2 separate regions of the Mus musculus genome follow, and region 1 is linked to region 2. The links are chromatin loops, found by intact Hi-C in ENCODE. Cell type or tissue: left cerebral cortex. All regions are shown on one strand. Each heading gives the region's core, and the rest is flanking DNA. Links, peaks and the distances in the headings are about the cores only. Region 1 holds the start of Gm40672 (a long non-coding RNA gene). Region 2 has its middle 18 kb from the start of Mcu.

Region 1 (9,546 bases), core at 796-8,795, 50 kb before region 2:
CTGTCCCACAGGCTACTGTGCATTTCTAGACACTCTGTCTGGGCATGGAAGATATCACCCTAATGTGAATAAGGAAGCTAAGGTTGAGAGTAGTGGTCTAGCCTTTGAAATGCTACACTGCGGGCCACTATTCTTGACAGGTTTAAGGTGTCTGCTTTAGCACCTCCCCTCCCCACTTAGGACTCATATACAGTCTCTCTGCAGGATCTAAGGCCACACTCTAATCCTAGGGAACTCCAACAGCTGGTGTCATCTTATTATTGTACGTCAGTGGATGCTGTTACAGAGAACCATGGGGGATTTGAAATATTCAGGGAACAGTATTAGTCCTTTATCTTCAAAATTTGGAACACCTCTAACTATTACAATGTTCCCTGCAAACACAATTCCAGCAAAGAATTCAGATTATAAACACCCCATGTCAGTTACAAGTAATTTCTTTGTCACGTATTGTTGCGGATTTCCCGATGTGCTTGCTATTGTCTGAGGATAATGTCTCACCGTTTTCCTTCTCCCTTTCTGGTCTTACTCAGGATAGTTTAAACCCATAGGATGTGTGAGAACTGGCAGCACACAGTGCATCAGTTTTGCATTTTTATCTGTGTAGAAAATTCAGGTTTAAAATGTTCATTTATAAATTTTTTTTTCATGTATAGAAAAAGCCCGGCAAAGCTCTAAAACAAATGTTAGTTTTTTTGCTTAGTTTAAATCTAAAAGCTCTATTAATTAAAGAATGTTAACAGTGTTTAATGCCATAAAAATTACTAGAAATATTTTATTTACTTTTTATCTCTTTAGTTTGAGATTCTAGTGGTCCAGCCAGGACCTTATATGTGATAAGCAAGGATTCCAACACGGATCTACACCCCCAGCCCAGTGGTAGTATTTCAAAGCTACAAGGTAAAACATCTTGTTCTAGAATTTGATAATGAGCGTATAACACTGTAGCCTGGTGACATTTTAAATGTATTGAACTATATAGTTGAGACTAGCAAAACCTGGGGTAAAGGGAGATGAGAAAAAGTGGGAAAATAATTTCAGAGTGTCAAATTTCTAATGTGTGAAAAGTGAGAAATAACTTAAAACTGTCAACTTTCATTCTGAGTAATAAGCAATCAATGTGTCCTGTTGAACACTGACAAATGAAGTGTCATACTTAGCGTCAACTGTCAACCTGGCAGAGCCTGGACTCATCTGAGAAAGGAGTCTCCATGGAGGGATAGCCCAGATCAGATTGGCCTGTGGGCTTGTTTTGGAGGACAACCCTTGCAAGGGGCCACTCAGGTGAGCAGGTCAAAGAGTATGAGCCCGGACAGGGAGCTAGCCTGGGATGACCACCAGTCCTGGGCTGCTCAGGCGTGGAGGGGCAGACCATGCCCAAAACGACTCCTGCCCAGTGCTATAATGCACTAGAGGGGCATAGCAGTCCTGAGATGATCCTAGAGACTCAGAGACCCCAGGCACCACTAAGAACAAGTAGGTAGTGGAGAAATGGAAGAGAAACAGAAACAGAAGGATGTGGCCGCAATGAAGAGAGGCAGAACTGGAGACTCGAGGGTGGTGAGGAACAGCCTGATGTGAGTAGCCAGTGTAACCACCTGGGACCATGGTGGGGTACTGGCCTGGGTTGCCACTGGGGCCCACATCTGGATCTGTGGCCCTGAAGCAGCAGAGGTCTGTTACCACCAAAGGCCAGGCAGATATCCCTGGTTTGGGATGTCACCCAGTGGCACATTGATAACTGAGTGCTGTGTAGAACTGGCCCTACCCCTCACCTGAGCATCATGGGAGAACTGGCCCTGGGGCCATGAGAGCAGGAGAGCTGACTGCACCCCTAGCCAGCCGCAGTGCTCAGAAGATAAGCCCTCTCTCCCCCTCCCCCCCACCCAATGTGGGAGTTGCAGGTGATCCAACGCTGAGAGTGTGACCATGAGAGAACTGGTCCATCATTTGTCTGCCATGAGGTACACTGAACAAAGGAGAGATGCCCTTCCTTGCCCCTTGCATCTACATCAGGCAAGAGAGGTGGCCCTGGGGTCATCAGAGCAGGAGAGCTGGCATTGCCCCTCATCTACTGCAGCACTCAGGGGAGCAGTCTCTGCACCTTACCTGGGTGCAGGCTCCTGTATGTGGGTGCTGTGGATAAGCTGGCCCTGCGGGCCTGAGGGTAGGAGACTCTTGTCTGCTGTGCAATGGCATCAACAAGGGAGAGCTATCCTCCCTGACCTTTGCACTTTGCCTCTTACGGCTTGCAAGAGAGCTGGCCCAAGGGTCATGAGAGCAGGAGAGTCCTGCCCCTCACCCATTGCAGTACTTGAGAGAGCAGGCCCTGCACCTCACCTGGGTAGCACAGTAGAGCTAGCCCTGGATTCCAGGATTGCAGGTGAGCTGACCCTGAGGGCATCCTCCCCTCTCTTATCCCTTGACATCTATGGCAGGTGGGAGAGCTGGCCCTGCTGGCCCAAAGCTGTAAGAGTAGGACCACAGCACCCACATACAGGAGCCTGCACCCAGGTAAGGTGCAGAGACTGCTCCCCTGAGTGCTGCAGTAGATGAGGGGCAATGCCAGCTCTCCTGCTCTGATGACCCCAGGGCCACCTCTCTTGCCTGATGTAGATGCAAGGGGCAAGGAAGGGCATGTTCCTCATCAGCTGTAACACTTGGAGAACAGGCCCTGTGTTTTACCTGGAAAGGAGCTGGGCCTGGTTTCGGGCCGGCCCTGAGGGTGTGAGATCAGGAGAGCTGGGGGGCTGACCAGTTCAGATACCTCTCAGGCCCAGATCCAGAACTTTGAATTGGCCCACCTCAACATCTACCCCCTCTATGAATGGCTGGAGCTTATGAAAGGGCCAGTCCTACAGATCCCAAACGACAGACGCTCCATGACACAGGGCAACAACAGGATATCTTAGAGGAGTTCCAGTGAGGTTCCAGTATTGATGGAGTAGCAGAAGCCAGAGGTCTCGTACCAAATCAATGACTCATTGCAGTCAATGAACATTTGCAAGCTAAGGAGTGTGGACAAAAGGGTGTACTGTGTGACACACTATGGCACACTACAGCTTCCACAACAAGAATTTTGTTGTTATGGTGGGGAAGGTTGCAAGGGTGAAGGGTGCGTAGGAGAACGAGAGGGAGATGAATGGGATTGAGGTGAGTGCTGTGAAATTCACAAAGAACCAATACAAAGTTTAAAAATATTTATTCATTTATATATGTGTGTCATGTGGGCTTGGGTACTGGCAGAGGACAGAAGAGGGTGTCAGGGCCCCTGTAGCTGGAGTTGCGAGTTTCCTGATGTGGGTGCTGCTAACTAAGCATGAGTCTTCTGGAAAATCAAGTGTTCTTAACGACTGAGCAATTTCTCTAGCCCTGCAGACTCAACTTAAAAAAAAATCACTGTATGTGTTTATCTGTATGCCACATGTGTGTCTGAGAATGCCACGTGTCAGATTTCCTGAAGTGGGAACTGAACTTTTGACCCCTAGCAGAGTGGCAAGGCCTCTTAATGGCCAAGACATCCCTCCAACCCTGTTTTTGTTTTTGTTTATTTTAATTATACTGTGTGCCAATTAGATTAAATCCAGTGAGGTCATAGGTGAGTCTACATCATATGTGCAATGCATAATATTCCAGCCGATGACACGCCACATATATGATAGTATATTCCATGTGGTTGAATCACTCAGTGGTTCAAACTGTGTGTGTGTGTGTGTGTGTGTGTGTGTGTGTGTGTATGGTGTCTCTCTGTGGTGTGTGTATATGTGTGTGTGTGGTGTCTCTCTGTGGTGTGCTGTGTGTGTGTGTATGTGTGTGAGTATGTGTGGTGTCTTGCTGTGCTGTGTGTGTATGTGTGTGTGTGTGTATGTGTGTGTGTGTGTGTGGTATCTATGTGGTGTGTGTGTGAGTGTGTGTGTGTGTATGTATGTGTGTGAGTGTGTGTGGCGTCTCTCTGTGCTGTGTGTGTATGTGTGTGAGTGTGTGTGGTGTCTCTCTGTGCTGTGTGTGTATGTGTGTGAGTATGTGTGGTGACTCTCTGTGGTGTGCTGTGTGTGTATGTGTGTGAGTATGTGTGGTGTCTTGCTGTGCTGTGTGTGTATGTGTGTGTGTGAGTGTGTGTGTGTGTGAGTGTGTGTGTGTGTGAGTGTGTGTGCTGTTTCTCTGTGCTGTGTGTGTGCTCGTGCGAGTGAGCAGGGGAGGAGGGGAGGCTTACAAGCAAGGCATAAGGGTGCAGGTGTGAAGGTTAGTGCATTTCTCTAATTGGCACACTCCTTCAGCCAGGTGAGTCCCAGGGTTCCTACTCAGCTAGCTCATCAGGCTTGCCAGCGATACCTTTGCCTACTGGGTCATCTCTCTGATCTTCAACCTCATTTTGTTTAATGTGACTTAGCTCAGGCATGCAGCCTGAGCTTCCATTCTCCATCCTTAAGCTGTTTCTGGAAGGCAGCTTTCCAGGGGATGTGGCTGCCCTTTAATTGCTACTGAGAAATAAAGCCTTCACTAGCCCGAGGACTTCTATTCATTCCTCTTCACAATGAAGCTGAAATAAGTGTACTCTCCCTTTCCCATGGTGATGAGCAGAGGGAAAACCAGAGGTAACAGAGTCGGTTTGACAGCCCATTAACAAGGAATACTCATCCCTTGGGAAAGATATTTTTGACTCAGCAGTTAAGAGCATTGGCTGTCTGGCTTGGAGGCGGATGCCTTTAATCCTAGCACTCTGGAGGTAGAGGCAGGCAGATCTCTGAGTTTGAGACTAGCCTGGTCTATGGAATTAGTTCCAGGACAGCTATGGTGACATAGAGAAACTCTGTCTCAAAAACAACAAAGAACACAGGCTGCTTTTGCAGAGGTCCTGGGTTCAGTTACCAGCACTCACAGTCATCTGTAACTTTAGTTCCTGAGAATCTAAACACCTTCCTCCAGGCTCTGAGGACACCAGACACACATGTGCACATATAGACATGCAGACAAAAAATTCACACATAAAGAAAAGTACATAATTCATAAAAAGATATTAGCCTAGCTAGAGGCAGTGGCATATGTCTTACCTTTAATTTCAGCACTCAAGGAATAGAGGCAGGTGGATCTCTGTGAGTTCAGGGCCAACCTGATCTTCTACATAGTGAGTTCTGAGGGAGCCAGCGCAACATAGTACGACCACGTCTCAAACAAAGAAACAAAGAAACAAAGCAAAACAGACAAACAACCCTTAAAATGGAGGCTTGGGGTTTGAAGGAGAAACTGTAATACTTGCTACATAGGAGAGAACATTTAGCATGCAAGATGTTTAATGTGTCTACAGTTTGTTTTATTTTTGTAAAATTGCCCTTTGATGTAGTCTGGCCAGCATCCTGACTATCCTGCAACAGATTTTCTTAACATCTGGATGGGAATTTAAGCTTATTGAAGTATGACACATGCATAAGGCACACCACAACATAGCCCCGCTGCGGTCAGGAGCTATGACTGCAACATCTTGTGTTCTATTATGTCTTTTATGTAACCCACAGATCAAGCATCTCTTATGTTTATGGATAACTGCATTGAGCTGAAGTGAGGATGCTCTAGCACCTAACTGCCTTCCTTGGGGCTTCCCTGATTATCAAATCTTGACATAGCCAAGAGCCCAACAGTTGGTGTGGGCTAGTAGGAAAATGGAGAGTAAGACAGGGAGAAAGGCAACCAATAAAACTTGGGGAAACATGGTAGGGGCATCCACAGACAAAGTACCAAAGTACTCACCAGCTTTCAGAGGAAGGTGTGGGGCAGGTGAACCATGCCACTAGACAGAACTGGTAAGATTGAAGCAGGTTCAAAATCCTAGTAAATGTCATAATTGAGAACAGTAGGCATTAAAATCAGCCAGACGCTACCTGTCCTGGAGTACATGACCAAGACACCCATGCTAATGAGATAGACCCAGGGTCTATCTTGATAGAACCTGAGTGTTTAGCATCCCTTTCTGCAAAAGTTGTTTAATCTTGGATTTACTCTGAATAAGACAAATGGATTTTCATCTGCCATGAATAAAACAGTTTAGACGAGCAAGGACCATCTCCTTTATCAAGCACCATCAAGGGGGCTGGGGAAAGACCTTTGTCATAAAGAGCCTCGCCCAAATCTCCCATAGAAGGCCTCTCTTCCAGCCTCTCTGTACATTTGGCACTCATTTAGAGCCAAGCCAGCCCTGGGACTCCGTTCTCAACTCCTCGTGGTCCCCAGCAGCGTCTGGGTACACAGGAGTTTGAGAACCACAGCATCTATTCAACCCCCACTGTTTCTCACCCAGGGAGACAAGGGCTGGGATCCCCTACCTTACATTGCATTCTGCCTTCCCTGAGTGGCATACTGGGTAGTGTCTCAGCATCCCAGAGATGAGGCAGAAACTCAGACCAACAGGAAGGTATACATTTAATTTTATTTTAAAAGTGAATGTTGTTGTTTGATTGGTAGAGTGAGGTTTATACCTGTTGTGCCTCACCAACTAACTACACAAGATGCTTGTTTCTATACTAAACCCTTTATGAGGCTATTTCAAGTTTAGTTTTATCTTACTGTCAATCACACACAATTAAAACTACTTGAAGTATGGATTCTTTTTGAATTTTTAGTTCAAGTTTCTTTCTTTCTTTCTTTCTTTCTTTCTTTCTTTCTTTCTTTCTTTCTTTCTTTCTTTCTTTCTTTCTTTTTTTTCCGAGACAGGGTTTCTCTGTATAGTCCTGGCTGTCCTGGAACTCACTCTGTAGACCAGGCTGACCTCGAACTCAGAAATTCACCTGCCTCTGCCTCCCAAGTGCTGGGATTAAAGGCATGTGAATACATTTTTACATTATGAAATATAGCAAACATTTTTACGATAACTGTAGAAGAATTTTAATCCATTAACATGGTTGTTCTGGCAAGGGGTTACATATCCAACTGGAATGCAAACACACCTTTAGTATACACCTTTGATCCCAAATAATGATATCTAATTGAGGGGCAGACAAAGTGACGAATCAGAGAAAGATTTAACAGAATGACTCAGAGATAGGATACACAAGGACAGACAGGAAAGAGAGAGAGAGAGAGTAGAATCAGTTCAGTTCAGTTTGGAGCAGTTTAGTTTGTGGAGTTGGAGGAAGCCTTTCCAAACACAGCAATTCTGTCAGAAGCTGAGAGAAGCCAGTTTGAATCAGTCAGCTTGGAAAGGAATTTGAACCAGAGCAGCTATGTTGAACCAGCCAGTCAGAATTCAGAAAGATCTAGAAAGAGCGAGTTTATTAAGCAGTAAGTCTCAGAGGCTGAAACATTCTAGTCCTAGGTTACTAGAGAGAGGCTCATCTCATGACTTCAACTGAGGAAGTCAAAGTGACAATTACATTTACAACTGACACCTATAGCCCCGCCATTCATAGTTTACCATATTTGCTTTGAATTTAAAAATACTAAACAAAATGTTCGAAGACATGAAGACCTGATCCTTTCATATTTCTCCCTTTTCTCTCAAGATGGTTGTTCACCTTAACATGGTATATGTTCTGTCTTGGTTATTTTAAAAATTGTAACTCATATGCATCAATTAAGAATGCAGTATTTTTGGTTTTAAGCTATATATACCTGGCAGAATGATGCATATTTTATGCTTGTGTACATGTGTGTGTATACAAGTGTCTGTGCACATGCATGTGCATGCATGCATGTGGAGGCTGAAGGCTAGCCTTAGGTATCACCCACCTCCCTTGAGGCAGTCTCTTCTTGACCTGGACTCACAGACCAACTGAGCAGTAAGCTCCTGGGATCCTTCTGCCCCTGCTTCCTTAGCTCTGTGATTACTGGTGCACACCATCCACTCCAGACACCTCACCTGGGCTCCAGAGCTCAAACTCAGGCTTGGATGACAATTTGCTTACTGACTAAGCTATCCCCCCCACCCCCCGCCCAACCAAGCACCTGCATATTTTAACTTCTACTATAATAATAAGACATTGTAGAGATTTATCATGCCAGGTAGAGTGGTGCATGCCCGTAATCTCAGCACTAGGGAGGCGGAGTCAGAAGGCTTACCACAAGTTCAAGGCCGGTCTGGTGTAAGCCCAGGCTAGCTAGGGTTATGTGGTAAGACTCTGTCACAACGAAGGACTGATAGCTCAGTGGTGAGTGCTTACCTAGCATGTGTAAAACCCTGGGGTCAGTCCTCAGTGTGACAAAACAAACAAACAAACAAACAAACAAATCAATGACTTTGTTACATTCGGAGCTGTACAGATTTCTGTTGTTTGAAGTGAATTACTGGTACTGACCAATCTCTTCTAGCAGGTACAGATCAGTGCTTCCAATGTTTAACCTCTATAGTGCAGTGCTCACCCTTTTCTAGATTATCAACATAAACGTGGCTAATCTTTTCATATAGTTTATAATGACTCAGGATAGAAGTTTTCAGGGAGCCATAATCTAGTTGGGATTTATTTTTATGTATGTGGACCTAGAGGTCTGATTTATCATTTTTTACATATTAAAAAAAATAGAAAAATTTTATCTTTCCCACATTAAATTGAGACACCACAAAGAGATTTCTGTGTAGAAGACAAGACCTTAAAAAAAAAAAAAGACCATAGTGCCGGGGCTGGAGCATTGACTCAGTGGCTAAGAGCAGTTGTTGCTTTTGCAGAGGACCTGAGTTGAGTTCCCAGCTCCCACAAGGTCATTCACAACCATCTGTAACTCCAGGTCTCGGGGATCTCACGTCCTCTTCTGACCTCTGCAGGCCCCAGGCATGCAGGTGGTGAACATAGATGCACGTAGACAAACACTCATACACATAAAATAAATAGATGTTTAAAAAGAGGCCAGAGTGCCATTTTCACATTTAATAAATTAACACTCATACTTCCTGTTACTTCATCAGTCACCCATGCTGAATTTCCCCCAAATGCCTTTTTACAGCTGATGATTTCAAACCATGGCTCAGATAAGATAGGTATGTCTAGTTGGTAGGTAGAGGTCCTCAGCCTCTTTTTCCTCCTTTCCCACCTCTGTCTCTTAAGAAACCAAATCATTTGCAAAACTCCCACATCCAAGTGTGACTGAGTGAACCCTGTCCTACAAATAGAGTCACTGTGCACGTTGAACTATAAACCAGTCCCACCCTTTCAGTGTGAATGCTTCTAAGTGACTTGTACTTACTTCCTGTTTAGTTACTTTGGGAGACATAACATCCAGTAGAACTTATTGGTAGAACTTATTTTATGCTGGGAGTGTAGTACAGTGTGCAGGGCCCTGTGTTTATTCCTCAGCATGCACACCCCAAAGTAATAGACTTCAGTTTTTAGAGTCAGAAAAATTAAGCAGAAAATATAGAGTTCCTAAATTAACAGGTCTTCCTTGCTCCATGACTAGAACATAGCATTAAGGTGGAGTATTTGTTATAATCAGTATCTGATGCGTTATTCATTACAGTTTATGTTTTCTTCAGATTTCCTTTGATTTTGACAAATGTCTTTTTCTGTTCCAAGGAACCCACCAAAATACTACAACTGTCTGTCTCACTTGAGATGATGTTGA
Region 2 (9,546 bases), core at 814-8,813:
TTCCAGATCATAGTTCATCCCTGGAGGAAGTCAAGACAGGGATTCAAACAGGGTAGGAACCTGGAGGCAGAAGCTGATGCAGAGGCCATAGAGGATGCTGCTTACTGGCTTGCTCCTCATGGCTTGCTTAGCCTACTTTCTTATCAAACTCAGGACCACCAGCCCAGGGGTGGTACTGCCCACAGTGGACTGGGCCCTCCTGTATTGATTGCTAATTGAGAAAATGCTTTAGAACTGGATCTCATAGAGGCATTTCCTTGGCTGAAGCTCCTTTCTCTGTTGACTTCAGCTTGGTCAAGTTGACAAACAAAAGCAGCTTGTACGCCATCCAAGTGTTAGGAGTATAGATGTGTCCTACTACTCCAGTACACAAGATGCTGAGGAGTTGAACCCATGGCCGTACAGGTGCTAGGCAAGCAGGCTGTCTATGGGGCTACACCCTCAGCTCTGATATGCATACCTAACAGTGAAATACCAGAGCACTAAATGCTGCGCTCTCTGTTATCGTCCACTGGGTCTTGGCCAGGACCTTAAGACACATTCCAATTTTTTTATTTTTCACACTCCAACAAAATGACTCATTCCCTTTCTTTCCCTCAGGAACCCGCAACTATTCTCTGGATCCCAGCTGCCTTTCTTGTAACATTAAAGCAACAAACTGCAGTTGTTTTTCTAGCCGCCTCACTGAAGTAACCAATGTCTTTAGAGTCTTTGACATCTCTTTTTAAAGAAGCCTGCCGATGAGTGTCTCACCGGCATTGACTAGCCCGTTTCTCCTCATCTTGGCCATAATACCAAATATACAAAGAAGCAGTCCGAAGCCACTAGTCTATCCTGTTAACGGCTGGTGATTTGGTTCAGGCTTAATCCTATAAAGCATTGATTGAACGTGGGATGCTCATCTCTCTTAGCAGTTCCTAACTGGATCAGTATGTAAAGCATTTAGCTGTGTGGAATTCCTGCAGGTTCTACTCAGGTTTTTTTTTTTAGTTCCCAACCCTTGCTGTCTAGAGGGGGAGACCTGCAAGAGAAGTACAATGTAATGCTGTTATCCCTGCATGTATTTATAAGACACGGCCAGCTTGCTCACACTCTAATGTTTAGCATTTGTCAGTCCCTGCATCTTAAGTCCCTGTCTCCTGGCCCAGTAAGAGCCCCTGACATCTAGCACTGGTGTTCACTGGCTCAGTTTTAAAGTTTCAGTCCTTTTTTTTTGTCTTTTCTTTTAAATGATGTCCCTAGTTCGGTAAAACTTCACAGTGAGCATAATTACTTGGCTTAAGTATTTTTAAGCATTATTTTTATGGCCGCAGAAATCAGCGCCTTGTTGGAAGGGGAGGCACGGGGGCAGTACGTACTATACTGCACAGACACATTCTGGGACGTTGCTTCAGAAGCCAGACCATAGTGAAATGTAGGAAATAAGTAATGAGTTTTTTAAGTATGTTCTCCTCTGTTTCTAGTGTACTTTCCCACCTGTAAATCCAGATGATGTAATGCCTAAGAAGTATTAAGTTTCTCCAGTGCTTTTCCAATAGCCTGGCTCTTGAGTAAAACCATCTGTAGCACATCACTGGATTTAAATTTATCTCAGAGTCTGAAACAAAAGCTTAGTCTGGAAGCTAACAAGTCATTTTATTTATTTATTTATTTTTCTTTTTTATCTAAAGCAACTCTTGACCCAAATACACAGACACTGATTTTGATTAGGTTAACAGCAAACACGAAGACTGCAATGTGTCTGGTGTTGTGCCTCAAGCAAGATTAAGAACCTTCTCATTTTCCTCCCCATTTCGATAAAAAAACATCTCTCTCTCTCTTTTCCTCCCTCTTTCCCTCCCCCTCCCGCTCTCTCTAGGTTTCTAGGCTGTACTTGACTGCCCCTTGCTCTCATGTCATTTCATTCCATCGTTCCAGATGTTTGCCACATCCTGATGGCTCCACTTCCCAACAACATCCAGGTTCCATCACTTCTCTTTCTCCATCACCCCCAGCCTGTGCAAACTGTTATTCTTTTGTCCTGAGAAAATGGTCCTGCTTATACCCTTGCACCATGAGCACATGCGCAGAAAGCAGAAAGCAGAAAGCAGAAAGCAGGAGGGTCCTTTTAACTTGCAATATGTGCTTTCTTTCTGTGTAGTATTTTCGGACAGCCTCGTACCTCACTCCAAGTGAAAGCCGGAAATCGTTACAGTGGTCCAGGGACCCCAACATCATTGACAAATCTCCCCACTTTTCTGACCTTACCTACCACTCTGCTCAAGCCGCTCAACTACCTGTGTTCCTCCCTGGTCCTCCCTGGTCCCTGCAGGAACACCTCAGCAGAGTCTGAGTCCCATGTAGTATATGTAGTCTTCTCCAGAAGACCGTCATGACTGACACGCTTGGTTTTCGTTTCGTTTCTTTTCTTTTTCCTGTAGCTCTGAGGCTTTTCATTGGCTAGCTCAGCACTTCACTGCTGAGTTGGCCAGCCCTGCCCCGCTCTTCCTTACCGTCTTCCCAGAGAACATTTTCCTCAGAACATTGTTTAAAAAGGCAGTGGTGGAGTTCGCCTTTAATCCTAGTATTGGGCAGGCAGGCAGGCAGGCAGGCAGGCAGGCAGGCAGGCAGGCAGGCAGGCAGATCCCTGAGTTCGAGGCCAGTTTGGTCTACAGAGTGAGTTCCAGGAGAGCCGGGCTACACAGTGAGACTCTGTCTCAAAAACAGGCAAAGGAATAAAAATTGTATTTCCACTTATTACCCACAGAATTTTCCACTTGGATTTTTTACATAGACTCATTTCTATTAACTTACTCTGTGCTTTACTTGTTGATAGATTCCTCCCATCCCAACCCCAAATAGAATATAAACTACACAAAGTCTTTGTCTGTATTATTCACTAAGTATTCCTCAGTGTCTAAGATCCCCGGATACTCTTTGATATGTTAATTGCCATATATATATATATATTTTTTTATGAAGGAATAAAAATATGTCATCAAGCAGTTGCAAGGTTGATCATGGGTACATTTGTAACCAATGTAACCGCAGTGTCTGGTTTTCAACTCTGGTCTCCTGGTTACTAATCCCTAACATTGTTGCCAGGCACCCACAGTTCTGACATGCCTGCTAAGATCCCTGTCAGCTCCCAGCCCAGCCCTGTACCTTAAGTCTTACTTGGCTGCCTTCTTTGTACCTTGGGTTACTTTTTAGAAACATGATTTGTGTCTGTGTCTGAGCTTTGAATCCTTTTTCTCTTTTGAGAGAGCAAAAGGATCTCATTATATAGACCAGGCAGGCCTTGGGGTCATGATCCTCTTGTGTTTCAAGTGCTAGAATTACAGGTAGGCAAAACCACGCCTGGATTCTTATTATTCTATATTATTATTATTTGCTATTAGGGAAACACCAGGGCTCCTTATACATCTAAAGCTCTACCACTGAGCAACATCTCTGAGTAGAGCTTTGGGACTGATTTTGGATCTGTAACAGATTTATTACAAAATGCATTTTCCTTATCATCTCCAAAACTTAATCAAAAGCCAAGTGTAATAGTAATCGTCATGGTTTGAATATGCTTGGCCTAGGGAGTGGCACTATTTGGAGGTGTGGCCTTGTTGGAGTAGGTGTGGCCTTGTTGGAATAGGTGTGCCACTGTGGGACTGGGCTTTAAGACCCTCATGCCAGCTGCCTGGAAGTCAGTCTTTCACTAACAGTCTTTAGATGAAGATATAGAACTCTCAGCTCCTCCTGCACCATGCCTGCTTGGATGCTGCCTTGTTCCTGCCTTGATGATAATGGACTGAACCACTGAACCTGTAAGCCAGCCCCAGTGAAATGTTGCTCTTATAAGAGTTGCCGTGGTCATGGTATCTGTTCACAGCAGTCAAACCCTAACTAAGACAGTAATCGTCTTTGCCTTTAATTCCAGCTCGTGGCAGGCAGAGGCAAATGAATCCCAAGTTCAAAATTATCCTGTGCTACATAGCAAGTTCAAAGGTAGCTTGGGCTACCCAGTAAGATCCTGTCTCAAAATAAGTAACCCCAAACTTAAAATATGTGGTGGTGTGAGCCTGCAGTCACAGCTACTTTGAAGGCCAATGCAGGAAGAATGTTTAAGTCCAGTTTGAGGCCAGCCTAGATAATACAATGAAATGCTGTGTTTAAAACAAATTAAAATGGTTCATTATAAGGATAAACACTTCTTTCAGCAATTGGATAGGAGATGACTTATCTGTCAAGTCTTCTGTTGTCTCTATAAGATACATGAAAATTCCAACAAAATTCAGGTTTGACATAAACACAGAATTAAACGGATTAGAGGCAACCTGCCAGCTGTTGTTAGAGATCAAGATTCCTGGCTGCCTACGTACCTTTCTTTAGCACTTTGCAGAAATCCTGGCATAACTAGGATCAACTGAGTGATATCCTCAGCTGTCAGCCCAGGTATTTGCTATCTAGTTAACATGGTATAGATGCTCTGAATTAGTAAACTGCTTCTTGATTAGGAACAATGATTCACATCATGAGGAGAATTTTCAACCACCAAACAACCCCGTGGATCGACTTGGTTTTCTTTAAGCATCTCCTCCACCTATATTTTTTCTGTAGACCCTTTGGAGACAGTGGCAATATAAACTTTTATATTTTATAAATATAAAAGATAAATATAAATATATCTTTTCCAAATAGAATTGATTTGGCCAAAACTCAGAGACCACGAGGTACCTAAAAATGCTAGTGAAAATAATTCTATAATAAAAAGTATAGAATATGTACATATAATATATTACATATGTTATATATACATATATATGATTATACATACATATATATATAACATTATATATCTTATACAAATAATAAAATTTATAAATAATATATTATAATTATATAAATTATATATAAATAGATATATAAAATAAAATAAATATATTTTTAAAATAAAAATGTATAAAATAAAAAGGATATATCCAATATAATTGTAATATAATATGTAATTTATATAATATGTATAAAATAAAAAGGCTATATATACAATAACATAAACAAATATATATAAAATAGAAATGTATAAAATAAAAGGACATTTCTCTTTACATAGTAACATTTTAGAGAGATTTTAAAAAAATCTATTATAGAAGGTGATGAGGCTGGTGATTATGAGCCAGCATTAGACCTGAAGACAGTGTAAGCCTCCACATTCCTTACCACTGAGCTGCAGGATGGAATCGCTGAATTTCATAAAATCACCATTGCTGTAATGCTATAAGGCTCTTCTACCTAATATCAGTTCAGTCAATGTTCCCTTAGAGGCAGACAGAATGATTCTTTTTGGCTTACCTAAAGAAAATCTCAAATCGAATTTTTTTCAACATTGCCATTTCATCTACTTCAATATTTGTTTGCGTCATAGAAAAGGATCTTGGTTAGCTGAAGTTCATTAGGAGTCAGGGGAAGAGAAAGACACTAAAAGTTCACGGCTGTTGCCTTTGTGCATGGAGGGTGTGAGTCAGCGAGCTTAGTGAAGCTCAGGGCTTCAGTGGGCTGATGAGCCCAATGTGCCAGTCTCAAGGGTAATATGGTCCATTCCAAGTTCTTAAAATAGACCAGGAGAAATGGGAAATAAATAGAAGAGAACAGGGTGTGGGCATTTATTGTTTTATGTTTAAGACATCTGTGGCCAACCCTGTAAGTGCCACTGAATGAGTCCAGTCAAAATTCAGAAACCAAGGGGCTTTGCATGGTCCCTTTACCAGGCAATTTCTCAGGATATGACACCTCAAATCTGTAATACCAGTATTTGATAGTTAGAGGCAGGAGGATTACTATGAGTTTGAGGCCTTCCTCAGATGCAAAGTGAATTCCAGGTTAGCCTGGGCTAAAGTGAGCTCCTGTCTCAGAAAAGTAGGCTCCAAACTAAAAAACTAAAGACTATTTCTTTGTATTTTTCTTCTGATGACACATTTGCCAATAATGAGAACTCTTTAATATAGCATCCCTGCTTTTAAGTAAACGAATAACATTTTAGGATGCCACATGGTTTCACGTTCTTCCTCTCTTTCCCCCTATTTTCATTCCCCTCCTCTTCATTTACAACAGCAGTTCTCAACTGACCCTTTCACAGGGGTCACATGTTAGATTGCCTGCATATTAGATATTTATGTTGCAATTCATAACAGTAGCAAACTTTCAGTTAAGAAGTAGCAACAAAAATAATGTTATAATTATCACCAGAACAGAACGAGTTCCTATTCAAGGAACTGAAGGGCTGCAGCATTAGGAAGGCTAAAAACCACTGCAACAACCTAGAAAGCTGAACTCCTCTTTTTACAGACTGAGTGATTGTGGTGGTTTGAATATTCTTGGCCCATGGGAAGTGACACTATTAGGAGGTATGGCTTTGTTGGAGGAAGTGTGTCACTGTGGGGTGGACAAAGAGAGCTTCTTCTAGCTGCCTAAGAATGCCAGTCTTCTCTTAGCAGCCTTCAGATGAAGATGTAGAACTCTCAGCTCCTCCTATACCATGCCTGCCTGGATGCTGCCATGTTCCCACCTTGTGATAATGGATTGAACATCTGAAAATGTAAGCCAGGCCCAATTAAATGTTTTCCTTTATAAGAGTTGCCTTGGTCATGGTGTCTGTTCACTGCAGTAAAACCCTAACTAAGACAGTGGCCTAAGATATTTTTGCAGATTGTGAGCCTAAGGTCTTACAGACCATGTAGTCTGGATGTAGTTTCAGGTTCTAGGTCTCTGAAACCACTTCCAACATTCCTTATGATCTGTCACAAGAGGCCGTGGTGCTATTTGTTTTTTGTTTTTGTTGTTGATATTTCCTTTCAGGGAAATTTCTAGATAGACTTCAGACTTCTATTTGTTGGTTGTTTGTTTGGGACAGGGTCTCATTCCATACTGAGGCTGTCCTGGAATTCCCAAATAACTGAAGCTGGCCTTGAATTTATAATACTACTCCTGCCTCAGCTTCTTAAGTCACAGGCAGGGCCTACCACATTGGGCTTAGACTTCTTCATGGCTATTAAAGAAATAGACAAAAGGACTTATTTGATGCATGTCTATTTTTCTTGCACATTTCTTCAACCTTATGATTAAGGTAGTAGATTATCAGTCTTTTGATGGCCGTAATATACAAACACATTTCTTCAAGTATCTGGATACTAGATTCTTGATATTCTTGTTTGTTTGGAGTTCAACAATAAGTTATTACATAATAGTTGCTAGCAGAATTGTAAAGTTAGAACTGTGAGCTGACCATGCTTTAAATAAACATAATCCTATATTTTCCATCATAAGGAAGGAGATGCATGTGAATCAATTGAGCTATATTTTTAAAATATTTATTTAGTTTTAAAATTTTTTAAAAAGTGTATGAGTGTTTACCTTCATGTATGTATGTATGTACACCACCATTATGTCTGCTGCCCTCTGGAGTCAGAAGAGTCTTTGGGTCCCTTCAAACCAGAATTGTAAGCCTCTGTGTGGGTGCTGGGAACCAAACCCAGCTCTTTTGCATGAGGAGCAAGTATTCTTAACTGCTGGAGCCATCTCTCCAGCCCCAAGCTACTACTTTTGATGTTAGTTCATCCCATTGCTCTCACTAGATAATCATTATCATCATCATCATCACCGTCATCGTCATCATCATCTCAAAGTGTGCACACATACATGCCACAGTGCATAGAGGTCAAAGGACACCTTTCAGTGGTCAGCTCTTTCCAGTGTGAAATCTGGGAACCAAACTTGGCTCCTCCACTCGTCTAGTACACATGCTTAACCCATCAGGCAATTCTCATACCCCAAAGAAATTATTGTCACTTGGTCATTTCTCTGGAACTCTGTATGGGCTTATGGTGATTGCCTCTGAGCTAATAGTATAGGGCTCTACACTGTAGCATCTACAGGATGAACTCTAGGTTCACTGTGTGGGCTCTGGTGTCTGTCTGTATCCATGAATTGGCTCTATCACTCAACAGCCAGCCAATCTTTAGCAAATTACTCTGGCGAGTTTTATTTTTATCATCAGAAAAAAAAAGGATCTAGTAGACTAATAGAGTATTTTTCTCATAGGAAAATTGGTGAGGATTAAGCAAGATGCTATAATGTAATATTCACATGGCACACATCACAATACCTTGCTAACCGCCAGCCCTCAATATTATCTTTGACAATATTCCTTACAGATTTTAGAAAAAAACACTTATTTTATGGTGTTGGAGTTCAAACCCAGGGCCTTCCACATGCTGAGTAAGTGTTCTACCAAATGTACTCCCCCAGCTTAGGAAACTTCTTTAAATTACAAATTTAATGTTCTCATGACCTTGCTAAAGGGTCTATTTCCATATGCTGCCTGCCAGATGGCCCACTTACAGATGAAACACCAACCTTACTATGATAAATTAGACCAGTGAAGGTCAGTGCCATATAGTACAGAATAGGGATTGTCATAAATAAGAGTATAGAACTACAAATGAGGAGGGAGGAAGAGACAGAGGGAGGATGGGAGAGAGACAGAGAGACAGAGACAGAGAGACAGAGACAGGGACGGACAGAGGGAGGAAAGGATAGATGGAGAGAGGGAAAGGGAGAGAAAGGGGGGAAAAGAGAGGGAGGAGAAAAGGAGGGAGGAAGAGAGGGAAGGAAACAGGGAAGGAGGAAAGGAGAGAAGAAGGGAGAAAGAGATGGAGAGGGAGGGTACAGACTCTAGGAAACACATTTTCTATGGAGGGAGTGTGGAAGAGTGAGCAAGCCTGGGTCCGAGGTCCTCACACAGTCTGTATTCAGTGCTCAGCCCCCTGGAGTGAGCTCTCAGGCACGTGCATCAGGGAAGGGATATAAGCTGTTTGGATCTTCCATTTCTCGTTTGTACAGTTGGGATGGTGATGTCTGATGCACACCAGAGACTGCACAGGGTGGGTCTCAGCAAGCCACAGGCTACAGCCAGGCGCTGATCTTTTAGTCTCTTCTCTTCTTCTTTGACCTTCTTGAGAAGAAGAGAGCCACATTGGAGAAGGCTTGGTGGCCTGTGCTTTTATTTTATTTTTAAGATTTTATTATCTTATTGTAGGAATTTTTTACCTACATATATGTTTGTATATCACATATACAGTACCCACCAAGGTCTATAGACAATATATGAACCCCTGAAATTGAAGTTACAGGTTGTTATGAGCCATCATGTGGGTACTGGGAATTGAACCTGGGTCCTCTACAAAAAGAACAAGTGATGGCCCACGCCTTTAATCCCAGCACTCAGGAGGCAGAGGCAGGTGGATTTCTGAGTTCGAGGTCAGCCTGGTCTACAAAGTGAGTTCCCGGACAGCCAGGGCTATACAGAGAAACCCTGTCTCGAAAAAAAAACAAAACAAACAAAACAAAACAAAACAAAACAAAACAAAACAAAAAGAACAAGTGGTCCTAACCAACCTTTGGGCATGCCTTTAAATCCAGCACTCAGGAGGCCAAGGCAGAGGCAAGATCTCGGTGAGTTTGAGGCTAGTCAGAGCTACGCATTGAGACTTTGTTTCAAAATGGGAAAAAGAGTAGTAA

Evidence for each region. Peaks named below come from ENCODE experiments on the same cell type or tissue, not always from the same donor. Only the 100,000 strongest peaks of a DNase experiment are listed, where the experiment ranks them.
Region 1: it touches region 2 in a loop (1.9-fold over the local background); 6 of 42 quality-filtered maps call a loop at or near these places.

The regions. Positions count from the first base shown.
Region 1 is chr10:59,680,023-59,689,568 of GRCm38, reverse strand. It overlaps Gm40672 (a long non-coding RNA gene), which reads left to right and starts at 2,335. Exons shown (of 3, transcript XR_871746.1): 1 at 2,335-2,383. In left cerebral cortex, for the core only: no CTCF peak of the experiment used is centred there; no DNase peak of the experiment used is centred there.
Region 2 is chr10:59,629,776-59,639,321 of GRCm38, reverse strand. No RefSeq gene overlaps it. Among named protein-coding and RNA genes, the nearest start is that of Mcu, 18 kb to the right of the region's middle. In left cerebral cortex, for the core only: no CTCF peak of the experiment used is centred there; no DNase peak of the experiment used is centred there.